Regions from separate parts of the Homo sapiens genome. Here region 1 is linked to region 2. Evidence: chromatin loops called from intact Hi-C (ENCODE). Cell type or tissue: lower leg skin. All regions are shown on one strand.

Region 1 (2,500 bases), 79 kb after region 2:
TACTTCTTCAATTCCTTATTACCTATTTTCCAACATGGCCCCTTGGGCTGAGTAATCCAGTTTATATAAACCCCACACACCCTCTACAGGTGATTTACCTGCTCCTAGATGACTGCCTCCTCCCTCTGGTACCCACCTCCTTAGTTCCTCTAAGCCAGAAGTTGTAGTCACAAATGGCTTCAGGAGCTAGGAAGATAAAGAGAAATGTGTAAAGTGCCAGGTGTATGATGATAGGGAATGGTGAGGAGGGTAGCAAACTAGAAGGTGCATGCCCCATCTACAGAAATACAAATTTTAAAAAATATAAAGCATTCTGCTGACCAAATAGAATACTTGTACAGAACTGGATGCAGTGGCTCACATCTGTAATCCGAGCACTTTGAGAGGACAGGGCAGCAAGATAGCTTGAGGCCAGGAGTTTGAGACCAGCCTGGCCAACATAATGAGACCCTGTCTCTACAAAATTAGAAAATAAAAAAATTAGCTGGGCATGGTGGCACACAACTGTAGTCCTAGCTACTCAGTAGATTGAGCCTTGAGTAGCTACTCAGGAGGGCTGCTTGAGCCCAGGAGTTTCAGGCTGCATTGAGCTATGAATGAGCCACTGCACTACAGCCTGAGTGACAGAGTGACAGCCTGTCTCCAGAAAAAAAAAAAAAAAAAGAATCCTTGTGCAGCCTGGATTCACTTGGATTCAGTGGGCACCAGTTTTCAATCTTGTCAGGTCCCTCCTCTAAACTGCTGGCATTTCTTTCTTTAAATCCTTTCTCAAAGTCAAATTTGTTTCCTGAGTATTTTCTTTACTAATCACCGCTCCTTTACAACCCTTTAATTGTATATACAATTTGTACCCTTTTATCTGACTTTCATATTTTATGTATTTTAAGGCAAGAATGGTTTATCTATGTTTGATATGTCGACTTTACTTGAGGCCCTACCTCAAATTTAGTTAATCAGAACCTCCAAGGAAATATAGTGCAAAGTATACAAGTCTTATAAAATAACTCTTATTTGGTACAAGTTCTATTCCTAAGTGTTTACATTTGTGTCACTGGAATCTTTGGAAATTCCTAACAATGGGGCAGAAGTTAATTTTCTGCATCCCCATAGTTTGGAGGAAAGGGAAACATTCTGTTGTTAATTTGCACAAATACAAATAAACCATATGGCTTTCTGAATGACTGAGTCACTATGACACCCAGCCAACTATGCCTCTACCATTTCTCACATGTCTCCCAGAAAGCTGTCAACACAGTTCATCTTAATGACTCATCATTCTGTCATCTGCTGCCCTCTACTGGAAAAGAATACATATAGCCAACAGTGTGGTCCAGAATCCAGACCAACCTCCATAAAATATTAACTGTCACACAGAAAAATCGTCCCTACCTCTGTGGTTGGAGTGTTGGAATGATATAACAAGAACATGACAAATGTCATGTAACAAAAACATGTCATATAACAAATGTCATATAACAAAAACATGACAAATGTCATCCCTACCTCTGTGGTTGGAGTGATATAGCAAAAAACATGACAAATTACAGAAGAGTCAAGCTACAGGTTTTTTATTATGGAAAACTAAGTTTGCGTTGAAGTAAAAGAGACAGGAATCAATGATTCACTGGTGGAATATGGAAAAAAAATGAGGCTGGGAAGAAGCCAGAATGAGATTTTTATACAATGCAACAAACATGCCATTTAAAAAAAAAAAAAAAACTTTTATTGGTGCTTTTTCTTCATTATAAAAGTATATAAACTCTATGGTACACATTTTTAAAATTATATAAGTATGTGTTTATCTTAAAAAGTATAGATAAGTGACCAAATAAAAATTCAACCATCCTCTATTAAAGAAATACTACTGGCAATATTGCAAGTATATCATTCTATATATTATATAATGCGTAGGTAAACAGATGATTTTGTTTCAACAAACGTAAGGTCTGGCTGGGCACAGTGGGTCACACCTGTGGTCCCAGAATTTTGGGAGGCCAAGGCAGGTGGATTGCTTGACCCCAGGAGATCGAGACAAGCCTGGGCAACATGGTGAAACCCCGTCTCTACAAAAAAATGCAAAAATTAGCCAGGCGTGGTTGTGCATGCCCATAGTCCCAGCTACTCGGGAGGCTGTGGAGGGAGGACCACTTGAGCCTGGGAGATGAAGGCTGCAGTGAGCCGAGATCACATCACTGCACTCCAGCCTTGGTGACAGAATGAGACCCTGTCTAAATATACATTTTTTTTAAATTTTATATCACATTGTGCACATTTATATATCACACTTTGCATCTCATTTCACCCTCTGCTTCTTACAACAGTATGCTGAGGCCTGAGAAGATACCTGTTTTCTGAAGTCATTACCTACCTTTATGTTTCAACCACTCAGAGTGTGAGCTCTGTGACTGTGCTATGACAGACAAAGTTACCTGCATTTCTCTTTTGGGGCCCTCTTTAATCTGACTATTCCAGCTGACAAACAAGTGACCAATCATAGCAC
Region 2 (2,500 bases):
TTGGGAGTTCTCAGTGCTGGTGAGCTTGCCCAGTGTCAAGAACATGAAGGCATTTGTAAAACCCTCCTCTTCCTTACCTGCAAGGCTGGAGCCGGAAAATCCATTTGGGGAAATAAAAAAAAGTCCCGAGTTCTACCACACACCCATCAGATAGAGAAGAATGGAATTACTGCTGCTGTATATATAACAGGGGCGTGTCTCCAACCACACTATTTTGATAGTACATAAGCGTGACTCTGAGAAGTTTTATCTACAGTCAGCTATACGTTTGTCAATGTGAAGAGGTGGTTTTCAAAAAGGAAATTCTAATAAGTTAACTGATTAGATAAATTCACTTACTCTTTTAGGTTACCTATGATTCTAGGTAAAGGTGTTATTCTCCCATAATTAACCAAGTTGTGTTCAAGACTAAACATCCCTCCAGAGATGGTTGTGAATGGTCTATAGGTGGCTTTCATTAATTCAACTCTCAAAAGGCATTATTTGGCAATTACAGCATCCAGGCTCTGAAGACAGTGTCCAATTAATAAACATTACAGCATTGATATTTTCTTGCTGTCAGGTAGTTCTCAAGTTGCCTTAGAAATAGGGGTCACCTCTGAGGACAGAGAGAAGAGAAGGGCAAAGAGTTAGGGCAGTGCTTTAGGTCTTTAGTGTTTATTTCTTTACCCAGAGAAGTACAGGAAAAATATAACAAAAATGTTATCATTGTAAAATCTAAATGGTGAACATTTCAATGTTCGCCATAGTACTTACAGCATTTTTAGTACATTTATATTTTGTAATTTAAATTTTTGGGGTTTTTTTTGCCTCCCAAGTAGCTGGGATTAAGGCACCTGCCGCCACGCCCGGCTAATTTTTGTATTTTTTAGTAGAGACAGGGTTTCACCACGTTGGCCAGGCTGGTCTTGAACTCCTGACCTCAGATGATCCACCCGCCGCGGCCTCCCAAACTGCTGGGATTACAGGCGTGAGCCACCGTGCCCAGTCAATTTAAATGTTTTTAATTTCACAACTTACATTCTAGCTTCAAAAATATATTTTACATTATTACGAACCACTCACCAAGATTTTATGGCCAGATACCCAAATTCATCTCAGTCTCCAAGTGCAAATTTTAAAACTAATTTCTTCCATCATTCAATTCAAGCAGAATGGTAGAGTAGTATTTTAGAACAGATAGAACTAGTAAATCCCAGCTCTGTGAACATACTTTCTCTGTTACCTTGGCCAAGTTATTTGCTAAAGGCATTTGCTTCCCATCCTGTATCTGTAAAATGGGTATTTCCTATTGCAAAAGGTAGATAAGTAGCATGTGCTTGGTGGGTTAGTGTTTTTCCCTCTCCAGCTGGAAAAAAAAAACCTGGTGTGGGGGAAGAAGGGGAACAGTTTGTGCAACAGAACCCTAAGAGGAAATCAGCTGCTCATCAAGATAAGGGCTGAGGCATAAAACTGCCAGAGGGTCTCAAGGCAGGCAAAGAAGAACCATGAGGCTCATCCTGCCTGTGGGTTTGATTGCTACCACTCTTGCAATTGCTCCTGTCCGCTTTGACAGGTAAATCTTACTTCCTGTGTTCCAGTCTCTGTGTAGAAGAGAATTAAAGGTTGTTTCCTTACAGTTCACTTTTTTTTTTTCATTTGCCTCCACAAAGGGAGAAGGTGTTCCGCGTGAAGCCCCAGGATGAAAAACAAGCAGACATCATAAAGGACTTGGCCAAAACCAATGAGGTAAGCATTTAGAGGGATATTTTATCTTTTCTTACTGTTCTCTAAAAGATGCTTCTTCTTATTTTACTGTCAATGCCCATGGGACTACAAAAGACTATTGAACATAAGGGGAAAGCAGGAGCTATCTGGATAATTCAGCCAATGGCCAATACTTCACCTGTTCTGGTTTTGGTCTTGGTTTCCAAGACTACCACTTCTGTTTTTCCTCCCAAAAGCTTTTCAAACACCAGCTTTTTCAAGGTAAAACTATGAAATCAGGAGCTGTTCTTGGCCTCCTTATCAGGGCATCTTTCTCTTGCCTACGGGTGCCATTCCCTCTCCATTCTCCCCACTCCGACCCTCATCTCCTCTGGTGCCATAATTTCTCTTGAGTACTAACTGAAAACGTTGAGGCACTGGCTAATATCAAGATGTGACCCTTTCCAAGAGCAGGTACATTTTCAAATAAGACTTTTAAAGTTAGATCAATCCTTTAAAATCCAACAGCCTAATATAATTTTATCATGTATTCAGCTGCTCCTATTTATGTTGCACCAGCCACCTTATATATGCCATTTCAAATTCTCCAGCAGATTCTCAATGTCAGGGTTATAATGTAACTCATTTGAAACAGAAGAGCTAAAGTGCAAAGACAATAAATTAAATGACCAAGATTACACATCAAATTTAAACCCAGAACTGGGTCTGGGATTTATTCCAGTCAAACATACAGTTACCTCTACATCAAATCAATCAAAGGCCCTGCCTATTCTAACTCCCAAATGTTTCTCAA

Evidence for each region. Peaks named below come from ENCODE experiments on the same cell type or tissue, not always from the same donor. Only the 100,000 strongest peaks of a DNase experiment are listed, where the experiment ranks them.
Region 1: it touches region 2 in a loop (2.7-fold over the local background); 104 of 110 quality-filtered maps call a loop at or near these places.

The regions. Positions count from the first base shown.
Region 1 is chr3:148,942,459-148,944,958 of GRCh38, forward strand. All of the region lies in intron 2 of LOC107986045 (a long non-coding RNA gene), which reads left to right. Among named protein-coding and RNA genes, the nearest start is that of GYG1, 48 kb to the right of the region's middle. In lower leg skin, a CTCF peak has its summit at 1,319 (motif pointing left); no DNase peak of the experiment used is centred here.
Region 2 is chr3:148,863,821-148,866,320 of GRCh38, forward strand. It overlaps CPA3 (carboxypeptidase A3), which reads left to right and starts at 1,476. Exons shown (of 11, transcript NM_001870.4): 1 at 1,476-1,555; 2 at 1,653-1,728. The coding sequence starts at 1,488. In lower leg skin, no CTCF peak of the experiment used is centred here; no DNase peak of the experiment used is centred here.